Regions from separate parts of the Mus musculus genome. Here region 2 is linked to region 1. Evidence: chromatin loops called from intact Hi-C (ENCODE). Cell type or tissue: left cerebral cortex. All regions are shown on one strand. Links, peaks and the distances in the headings refer to the core of each region. The heading gives the core; the rest is flanking DNA.

Evidence for each region. Peaks named below come from ENCODE experiments on the same cell type or tissue, not always from the same donor. Only the 100,000 strongest peaks of a DNase experiment are listed, where the experiment ranks them.
Region 2: it touches region 1 in a loop (2.7-fold over the local background); 2 of 42 quality-filtered maps call a loop at or near these places.

The regions. Positions count from the first base shown.
Region 1 is chr13:25,559,940-25,565,845 of GRCm38, reverse strand. No RefSeq gene overlaps it. Among named protein-coding and RNA genes, the nearest start is that of Gm34122, 200 kb to the right of the region's middle. In left cerebral cortex, for the core only: a CTCF peak has its summit at 2,989 (motif pointing left); DNase peaks (open chromatin) are centred at 2,007 and 2,947.
Region 2 is chr13:25,894,772-25,900,677 of GRCm38, reverse strand. No RefSeq gene overlaps it. Among named protein-coding and RNA genes, the nearest start is that of Gm11351, 69 kb to the left of the region's middle. In left cerebral cortex, for the core only: no CTCF peak of the experiment used is centred there; a DNase peak (open chromatin) is centred at 3,251.

The DNA.
Region 1 (5,906 bases), core at 1,795-4,294:
CTTCTAAGAGGCAAGTTTTGTGGTGGACCTAATTTGTTGGCCCTTTGTCAGTAAGTCATCTACATACAGCAACTCGGTCCCAGAAACTTCTTCCAGGAAAAGTAAAGATCAAACCAGTTTTGCTATTGTACTCTTTATTAAAAATCACCATCACCAACAAAAGATATAGTCCCTTTTAAAACTTCTCTGTGTATCCCAATCTAGGATTTCTTTCTAGACCGAAAGTGTGTTTCTTCCCCTCTCCTTTTGATACAAAGGAACACTGTCATACAGGTTTATATTGATTTATTGATTCCCTCTGCCCAGCAGTGGGGTTAGATTTCCACCCAACTCACCTAGGTTTCATCTTCCCACATGCACAAATACAGCAAAACACAGTCCATAGCAGACCACAACAGTGGATTTCCCCGGTAACAAGAGTCACATGCTGCTCTCAAATCCTGAAAATATGAGATGGGAGAGAAAAGAAATACAGCATCAGCTATGGAGTGAAAGATGTTTACTCTGTGAAAGAGATGCCATGTAAGGATGGGATGTGCCTATTGATCAATTCCCAACAAAGTACAGTATAGGGACCATGTGTTTTAGAAAAAATTAGTATTTTAGATATATTCCTATGTTTTAATATAGACTAGGAAAGAGACTCCAAAGAGGGTTCTTTTTCATTCTTATTGTTGTTACTTTTTTCTTTGTTTTATGGAAAATAGTCACGTATGCCATTTAGAATAAAAATGTATTGTATAGAGCTTTACAGTATTTTAGAGGCAGAAGGAAGCAACCAGGAACCATTTCCTAAGCAGCTCTCAGTAGATGGTCTCCTACATGACAGGCCTCTTCCAGCTGTTGAAACTGTAGCAGATGGTATAGTAGTCAAGATCTCAGAGTTCATGGAGCTACAATTCAGGGCACTTCATGCTCCAGTAGGAAGATAGGCAAAAGTGAGAGGAGGAAGGGAAGGGAGAGGGGAGGGAGAGAGCTAGCAAAAGAAAGAGGGAGAAAAAGAGGGACAATGTTAATTTTAGGTAGTGGCCTGAGCCTGGTAGACAATAACCTTTACTGCTATGTTGAAGGATGCTGAAACATAGTCACATGACAGTGGCAATACTGTAAGCCTACACCCAAAGGAAATGGATTATCCAGAAATTAACTCCCAGAAACAACTATGCAAATTAGGTAGCCTAGAGGGTGTAGAACAACATGGTCACTGACTATGCTCCTTCAGTTATGGTCTCCTGACTTTGCATAGTTACTCACACACTACTGTTCACAGTGAAGCCAGGAGTGTGAAAACAGTGTCTTATCTATTTCAGTCTGCTATTGAAACATGTCTTGAAAAAAGTCCAAAGAGAGGGCTGTCTTTCCACTCTTCAGCAATGCTGTCCTGTTTGAAGAGAGATGCCCCATGTATACAGAAGAGGGAGTTTGAGTCCTGAATCCCATTACCAGGTATAACAAGATGAAAGCCAGTGCTGAACAGGACCCCCACTTACCCCAAACCCCAGGGACAGTGCTCTAAACTGATCCATTGAAGTCACATTAGAATAGTGCCTGCCTGGTTCTACCACCTAACTGGCCTTCAACCTTAGGCAGCAGAATGAGGGGAAAGACTGTCTTACTGGGTACAAAACATAAAAATGAACACAAGACTGCATCATGCATTCAGTACTATGAGAACTCCACACTAGGAAATAGCCAAAGGGCATTGACTATTACCACACAGAGGGAGCCTCCATACCTACGTAAACATCACACAGGTACCTATTTACAATGGGAGAAACTGTATTGCCAGTCTGTGACATAGAATATGGTAGAGTAAGGTCTGGGATACTTTACACAAAGGCTGAAAGATTAGTATGTAAGAGAAGTAAGTTGACAGTGAAGAAGGTTAAGAAATACCCTGTGAGTATCAGAATGTAAAGTGTGGCTGATTATCATACCAACACCCACACTCCAGAGTAGACACTTAAGGTGTTACTTGCTCCTGGATTCTGCCACAGCTCTGCATCTCTGCTCCATTCCTCATTTAGAGCAAAAAAGAACCTGGTACCTGTAGTGGATGGATTCCCCCACCTTTATCCAAACCAGTAACCCTCGGAATGGAGATGGAGGAACAATCCTCACATTCCATAGCTATGCATAGCTGTGGGACTCAGGTGTGATAGGGCCTTTGCAATGCTCAGTAGCCAAAAAGAGAAAAAAAGGCTCTTGACCAATTCCCCAACTGTACTTAGCAAAGATAACCCCAGGCCAGTGCACAAAGGCAGAGACTTTAGTCTTTCCTATTCCAGGCAAAGAACTGTGTCCCAGCGAGACAATCTCATGTTTAGGCCCATGGTGTACACCTAGTGCCCCTCGACGATCATGTAGTTCCTTGCTGGTATGAGACTCAGACACAATCCAGTTTAATGCCCACCCCGCCGATGGGTGACGACCACAGCATTACCCAGCACACCATGAAGCAGGTCTCCATTCACTGGTAGGACGTAGCAGGGTGCTGAGCCTTAGAACACAATGCTGGAGTGGTAAATTCTAGCACTGGGCGGATCACAGAAGTCTCCATTCCCAACCAATATCCTCCCACAAAGCCTCTAGAGTAGCATCGGCATTAGTGGGAGATACATGTGGTCTTAGTCCATTTGACTTTTGTTAGCCTGTTGTTGACTGCAGTTGTCCCTGGCCATGAAACCACCTTAGCAACAGGAAGCTCACAGCAATGTGATCCTTGCTCTGTCCTCAGAGCTTGTCTCAGAGAGCAATGGGCTCAATGTGTGATGTAGTATTGGTGAACAGAGGAATAACATAGGAAGCTGCAGATGGTCCCTCATTCATGAGCCAGTTGGAAACACACGGCTGACTATATGGGCTTGTTACTACAGATGAACCTCTGGGAGAGGAAGGCACTACCCTTTTATGCTATTTCCCCAACTCTTGTTGAACAAGAGCAACTTCGGGTTTATGAGAAACCTAGACTTTGATTGCCCTCTAGTGGTGAAACAGTGGCAGCACACCAAGAGTAGACAATGACCTTGGACTTGGGCACCACTCTGCTGAAACAATGAAAAGTGCCCCTGAGTTTCTAGAAAGGGGGAGAGAGGAATAGGGGAAAGAGCCTGCTTAGAATTTCTGGGAAGATGAGCACAAACAAAATCAAATTATGAAATCTAAAATTACATGTAGATACCTCCAATGCCCAGGCAATGCTGTACAGTCAAGAGATTTCACGAAAGTGTGACCTCATTGGAAAGTCAAAATAAGTTACCAGAAGCCGCAAAGTCACCACCAATGTGAGTTAACACTTGAATTGAGACTTTAAATGCTGCTGTAAAGAGGACTCGGTGAACTTGAAGAAAATAACTCAGAAACTGAACAGAGGGATCAAAGACATCTAAATAAATAAATTTTAAAAACAGATCTTTAAGCTAAAAAAAAAATGAGAAGGCACTAGCACAATAGATGAAACAGGATGGGAAAAGTCGAGGACTAAATGGTGTGCTGTTCGAAGATGCATGGTGGGGTTGCAGAACAAAAATGGATGAAGAAACCCTACAGGATCATCAGTGCAGCATGAGAAGAGCAGACACTGGGCACTGGCCCTCAACAGGGACAGCAAGGAGAAAGCTAACAGAATCTTCCCAAACTCAGAGATGAATACAAACACTCATGTGTGGGATGATTAAAAGTTACAAATCATATTCCGCTCAGCTGAGTCTGCTCCAAGACATAATCAATCTTTCAAAGTTAAATGGCAAAGAGAAGAGTCTCAAGGATACAGAAGAGGAGAAATAACATATGGAGGAGGCTCAATTCCACTGACAATGTCCTTCTGAGCAGGAAACATCGGGGCTTGGAGAGAGAGGCATGTGATTTTTATAGCACTAAAAAGAACAAACTATCAATTAAGAATGGTGCATCCAGAAAAGCTATTCTTTAAAAATATAGGACAGGTAAAGACATGGCCAAACAAGAGTTGGGAGAATATAAGCCTGTTATATAAGAAACACTATATAATAACTGTTATATAAGAAACACTATATAATAACTGTTATATAAGAAACACTATATAATAACTGTTATATAAGAAACACTATATAATAACTGTTATATAAGAAGCACTATATAATAACTGTTATATAAGAAACACTATATAATAACTGTTATATAAGAAACACTATATAATAACTGTTATATAAGAAACACTATATAATAACTGTTATATAAGAAACACTATATAATAACTGTTATATAAGAAACACTATATAATAACTGTTATATAAGAAACACTATATAATAACTGTTATATAAGAAGCACTATATAATAACTGTTATATAAGTGCTGGAAGGAATTTTACACCTGAAGAATCCATTAATGAACAACAAACAAACAAACAAACAAAACATTTGGAAATATAAAACTGTTAGGCAAGAGTAATTATATAAGAAAGTTGAGAATGTCCTATCATATCTTTAGAATGGAGAGTAAACAACAAAGACATCAATAACTGTTTAAATTATATTAATACGTTAAGATGTTGTTGCCACAGAAAAAATACAAAATAGAACAAAGAAACCATTGCTTGCTTACTTGCTCCTAATAATTGTAGTAGGTTGCTATTGTTTAAAAAGATATCCTGTTACCCACGTGTCATGATAAGCCTAATGCAGCAGTGGTAGTTTGCTATTAGACTATCTTCTAGTAATGTCAGAAGCTATACCCATAAAGTTTCACCAAGATGAATCCTTAAACATGAACCTAAACATGAGCCAAGCATGGAAAACAACAATAGACACAAAAAAGTTCACAGAGAAAAGACCACAAGGCCTCAACTCTACAAAAAGAACTGTAGGCAACCAAGAGAAATGGAGAATAGGAAAATCTTTTTTTTCTAATGGAAAAGCACACCAATTGTTTATCCGATATCAAATGTTCCATGCTGAAAATATATATGCAAGTAACATTACAAAGACTGAACAGGTTATATATAATCATAACCCTCAAAACAAAAGATAAATCTAAAATAAATAAATACAGTCAGTTAAAAATGCATGGTGCAGCATACTTTAATCCCAGCACTATGGAGGCAGACACATGCTAGCCAAGGCTACATAGTGAGACACTGTTTGAAGAGAACACAGTGCTTTTAAAGCCTGTTATGTGAGCCTCATTGATAACCAGAAATTAACAATTAATGATAGACAAATCTAAAAAATAATCAAGGACTTGGAATAGAGAACTGGATGCCAGGTTTAAAGCTCAGTGGTAAAGCAATGGACTGTAAAATTTACTGCTACAGGAAGTATGCATGAGGAATGATAAGGGCAGTGTGACAGAGAAAACACACCATGAGAAGACTGGAAAACAATGGACAAGATGGCTGTGGTATGATTGGAACCCTCAGAGTTAGTGGCTCGAATTATCCTATGAAAAACATTAGAGTGGATGAATGAGTGGGAAATCAAAACCAAGACCCGTCTGTTGTCTGTAAGAAACTCATTTGCAAGGACACTCATGAATGAAGGTGAAGGCTGGGGTCAAACATTTTATAAAAATGGAGTCCAGAAGAAAGCACACTAGATGATTTTACCTCTCATAAATTTAGCTTATGATCAAATACAGGACAAAGAGGCAGAGAAAATAATTCAATATAACAATAGAAAGATCATCTGACCAAAAACAAATTGAAGTTCTAATTGCATGTGATTATGGAGGATCTAAGTATGTCAGGCAAATATTAATAAACATGAAGGGAAAGGCAAATCAGTTGGTACAACAGCACCATGTGGCTTTAATCCCACTTTCAGCAAGGGACCTATCATGCAAAGAGAAAGATCATTAAAGAACTTGTAGAGATCAAAGTGCACCCTCCATCAAGGAACCTAACAGACAGCTCTAGAATAGTCTGTGTTGT
Region 2 (5,906 bases), core at 2,115-4,614, 330 kb before region 1:
GAAAATGTGTGAGATTCTTTCTGCTTCTGGCTTGCTTCCGTTTGAAATTCAAAGATTTCTGTGAGATCTTTTCTGCATAGTTTGTCTCTCTTTATCACCATTTCCTCCACCAGAATGGAGATTTTTATTGAGTGGGGACAAGTGTGATGGTTGCTTTGCAAACTGATTAGAAAATTCCTAGCTTACATGTTCCTTGGATTTTCATTTCCTGGCTAGATAGTTAAGACTCTTCTATTTAAACAGTGAGCGGCTTCCCCTTTAAACGCCGTCCCTGCTTTGATGGGTATACACCGTGAAGCCTAGATTTTGCAATAAAGGAGAATCTAATTAGACCTTTCAATTGAGAAAGGAGGCTAAACTCTTTTGCTTCAACATAAAAATGTTCAGTAAAACCTTTCCCCCTTTCTGTAGTGAAAATAGCAGTTATCTTTAAGAGAGAAGAAAAGGCACAAATTATCCCACCTCCTTTCTCAATTCAAGCATAAGTCAGAGGCAGTGGACCCAGCCTCTTTTCCTCTCCACATCAGAAGGAAGGTGAATTTCAAAATCTGAGGCAGCAACTGAGAGCAAGACTGTGGAGGAGAAAGCATTGCCAGGGCTTTTAAGCCCTTTACACCAACTCAAAACGCCTTCGAGTTAAAAGCATGAAAATTGCAGTACTACTTCAATAAGCAAGTCGCTTAAATATAATTTTTGGCACCACATACATATTCACAGAGAAAATGAGTCAAGAAAGACAGTTTGTAGTTTTACGAAAAGGAAACCGTAAAATTTTAAATATTCTCACCCATGTCTATGCAGGAAAAGCACTATCATTTTTTTTTTTTAGAAAGAAGAAAAAGTAAACTGTTAAGTAGGACTTAGCATCAAGGGAACTTTGAGAGAACGAGTATGAAATCAGCCCAAAACAAACCTTCCTCATTAGCGTGATAGGAGGCCTGTCTATCCTGTAGCCAGAAGATTCGGTCAGAGGAAAGGAGGTGGCAACAATTTTCATATGGTTGGCTTGTGACACTGCAGAATGAAATGAACTTGATATCCTGTATCACAGAGAGTTAAAAGCATGCCATCCTATCCTCACAGAGCACCAGGGCTACCACAGACACTGTGACTCTAAGACCCTAAGACCCTTGTAATGATGTAGAACAGTGTTTGCATGTGTGTGTGTGTGTGTGTGTGTGTGTTCATGTGTTCTTATTTGGGGAGAGTAATTAAGGGGCTAATAGCCAAGAGGTCACACACAGCAGTTGAATAATAATTGCCTCCACTGGTGAGCAGTGGTATCAGTATGGAGTGCTACTAGATCACACTATACTGAATAGTTGACAAGAAGTCTTCAGACGTCACTCCCAATTGTCTAAAAGCAACAGTAGGCTTCCAAAGGACAGAAGAGATGCTTGTTATATAGACCAATGTTTATGCATCCCAGATATTATCACCTCCCTTTTTATCCTAATACATAAATCAATAAACTTGATACCTCAGTTTCCCTGTATTTCTGAGAAAGCAGGAAACACATGTTGTGAAGTAAAAGAGGACTCAACCCTACTTTACCTTCAGCACTGCATATCCTCTATATCCACAACCACCTGACAATTTTATAGAAAATCCTCAGATAAAGTCTAGGACAAATGGCAGTTAATGATGACATAGGCTAAAGCGATCATTTCTTGAGGAGGATACCCTGAATCCAGTTTCCCTCAATTTTCTGCTAAAAAGTAAGTTTTTTACTCACTTTCATATCAAGGAGAATTCTTTTTTATCATTTTATTTTTGAGATTTTAATATAATTACATTTATCTCTTCCTGTCCTTCTCTCCAAACTTTGTCATCCATGTCTCCTGGCACTCCTTCAAATTCAGGACCCCTTATATTTTTCATTAATTATTATTGCTTGCTTATATTTATTTTTATAGAAGATCCCCATTTTGGATAAGGAAAAAAGAGTTTTAGAAACTACTTTGTGGAATGGAAGATCTGGTCTCATTCCAGGACTAGCAAAGGTGACCTTTAGTAATCTACAGGTAACCTGCTGATTTGTGAGTATCTGCAGAGACTTGGAAGAACACATGGTAAAACTCACCAAACTTTGAATGTTCTTGATGCCTATGGAGTTTTAATTTTGGAGACTTTTACATATTTTCAAAATTTTTATATAAGACTGTATTATTTTTAGTAGTACTATTACAATGTCATACCAATTTCTTATAAAACTTGACTGAAATAAAGCTTAAAGTTCTTTTACAACTGTGCCTGCCACCATCACTATCACTGGTAAAATTTTACCTGCTGGTTTTCCTCTACATCATCAGACATGACTTTGAGTCCTGGAGTAAGAAGGTTCTGCCATGTAGCAATGCAAAGTGGCAAACCTAAAAATTATGGATAGAAGACCTTTCTATTATAAATCCATTGTTCTTAAACCCACCCCAAGGCAGTATTTACTAATATATGAACATAAATAGAGAAAACTACTGTGGTTGTTCAGTCAAACAGGATGAGGCGGCCAGGATGTTGACTTCAGTTTAACATAAAGTCATATTGCAAATGGGAACATGTCTACTGGTTACTTCAAGTGTGAGTTCAGAAAACCACTTGTCAAAAAAAAAATGTGCTCATCTTACATCTTATATCCTGGTGATCTTCCATGGTTTGGTTAATAGAGCGTAGAATCATTTGAAGGGAGAAGCCTCACTTGAAGGATTGCAGAAAGAGGTGTATCTGTGGCCATGCCAATGAGGGGTTGTTGTCTTGACTGTTCATTGATGTAAAAGACCCAGCCCACTGTGGGCAGTGCCATTCCCTTGGCAGGTGGTCCTGGTCTTGATAGAAATGCTAGGTAAGCATGAGTTTGTGAGGGAGCAAGAGAGCATATGACAGAGTGGGCCAGCAAGTAGCTCCCCCATGATTTCTGCCTTTATTTCTACACTGACTTTCTTAAATGATAGATTATAACCTGAAAGTATAAGAAAAATAAAGTCTTTCTTCCCTAAGTGACATTGGCTCAGAATATTATTTCACAACAGAAAAAGAAACTAGAATAGCATGGAAGTTTTTAAAGAAATCTCATTTGTAAATGTTCTTTTTCTTCCCATTGCTATGATTGTCTCCTACAGAGTACATGTTGGAAGTTCTTCAAGGGTATATAAATACACATACATTTTCAGGATATGCACTTTTCTGAAGCATCGATTTAAAAGGAATATTTTGTTATCCGCCTTAATTAAAGTCCAACACACATTGTGTTTTGGGGGATTTATCTGAAAAATATCACAGGCATGGATATTTGAAAAGGGAAAACTACTAGAGTAACAAACCTCGGAAAGGTCCACATCTGAGGAGAAAAGATGAGGAAAAATGATGCTCAGGCAGACTGTGCTGTTATTTTTAAACACAGAATTCATTACAGCCAGGACTACACAGAGAAACCCTATCTCAAAAAAAGAAAAAAAATCATTCTTATAAACCAAGGAAAACAACCTCTGTGTTCTTCCTGACAACACAATTTATTTCTTTACCAATGCTTGTGTGATCCTTGGAAGAAAATTTCTGATGCATCAATCCAAGAGCATACTTCACTATTTATCCATTAAAATGTACATTGCTGTAGAATTTCAAAATGTTTTTCAAATAAGTAAATTGACTGCATGAGCTAGCAGGCTGATCCCTAATGATGCCACAGGAGACTTAGAGACTATCATGAGGACGGTTAAAATGAGTGGATGAGGTGGGTGGTAAGATGATAATCAAATTGTGGCTAATGTCCAGAGAGACATCTAGTATTTTACTAATTTCCCTTTTAGGTTTGAACCCTTAAAAAATTACTCTAGGAACCTAAGAGTTTGGCTTAAGAAGTTAAGGGTTCAGACTGCTCTTGTAGGGATCTAATTTTATTTCCCAGCTCCCAAGTCAGATGGCTAAAATCTTCCTAGAAGTCAGCCCCAGGCAATCCAATTTCTCTGACTTCTGTGTGTACGGGTACTCACAGAACAATCTCAAACTAATGAGAGAATCTATGAAAATCCTCAATTATATTTAATAATAAATTACTTTGCTTATTCCTAACTTTGGGAACACGGATTCCCTAATCTTACCACCTTTATTAAGCATGTTGTTGTTGTTGTTTTGTTTTTTTCCTGGATCTCACCAGTGGTATAGCACAAGAAGAAGAAATCTGAAGCACCTAATTCAGAAAAAAAAAAAAGTTTACCAAAATGGAAATAAAAATGAATTGATTTAGGGACCTGTGTAAAAGCAATAAATATGAATTGATTAATAATTACTGTATAGAGAAAGAGAGGGAATAAGGGTAAATGACTCAGCTGCTAAAGTGTTTGTCACCCAAGCATGATGGCCTAGCTTCAGGTCCTAAGCGCCTGTGTAGAAACTCAGGAGCAACTGCACTCCTAGCTGTGGTGAGATGGAGACAGGTGAGAAGTGCACACTTGGAGTTCGATAGGCTGTGAGGATAGGTTCAGTAATGGACTCCTTCTTTAAAAAAAAAGAGAGAGAGAAAATAATTGAAGAAGACACCTGATATCAACCTCTAGCTTTTGTGCTCATGAGCATAAACACACATTTGCAACCTCAGTTACATGTGCATATGGCATACACACACACATACACACAAACAGACACACACACACACACACACACACACACACACACACACAGCAGAGACAGAGACCAAGAGGAAAATTTGGGTAGAGAAAAAAGTTTGTATTTTCAATTGATTCAAACTTCCAAACATAGAAACAGACATTTAAAGAGCCCATTGGTTATCAAATGAGATAAAGAAAATTAAGAAATATGGCTAAGCATGTTATTTTCAAACTGCTTAAAGCAAAATGAGTTTTAAAGCGATTAGAAATACCTAAAGACACATAATATACAGGTGAAGCAATTTACTGATGTCCTAATTGAAACAGGAGATGGAAATAGTAGAGAAAGCAATTTTATTTTTGTTGTCTTCTTAAAGATTTAATTTGTGTGTCTGGATATGTACCTGTGTAGGCACCCATAGAAGCCAGGAGGGCTGAATCCTGGGATCTAGAATTACACAGGTACGCCACTTACTGTAGGTGCTGACAACCAAACTCTGGTCTTCTGCAAGAGCAGTATACATTCTTAACCAATGAACCATAATATCTTCAGTCCCTAGGAATGTATTTTTAAAAGCTAAAATTAAAAATAATAATAATTGTTAGTGATATATATATATATATATATATATATATTCTTTAAAATTGGATATCTGAAACTTGAATTCCCACAAATTATTACACACATGCACAAGCACATGCACACACACACACTGATATATGTATATGTATATGTTATATGTTGTGTTATATGTTATATGTATGTGTATGTGTATATATCCAGAATCTGGCCATGTAAATGCTGGCATGTGTTAAAAGCATTGTCTGCAACCTTAACTCAGAGAAGGTAATTTCTTCACTCATTTGGAGTTCAATTGGTCGAGAGAGCACGAGCTGATGGAGAACAATAACAGTGTCTGAAGCTGAGTGTATGAACTAGGCAATAAAGGGATGACTGGGCCAGGTCTCTGAGAGAAAGACAAATGCTGGAAGAAGCAATAAGGAAAACATCAGTGTGAAGAGAATTCATAGCAGTGCAAGTTCAGAGAAAGGGGGACTCTTCGCTGGGGTGAAGATCAACCAGGGCTTTGAATTTTGAGATTCGGGAGATCATTTTGAAATGTAAAGTAGCGAGTCTACCAGCCATGTTCAGTCTTCAAACATTTCTTTAACTATATTTTTTTTAGATGCTGCCCTGTTGATAACCTCAGAAGTCTTCAGGGAAAACTAAGGTCTTCAGGAGCTCCACTTATAGCCCACTAACTAATAAGTAGCCTGTGTTCATCTCAGCAGAAAGTAATTCTG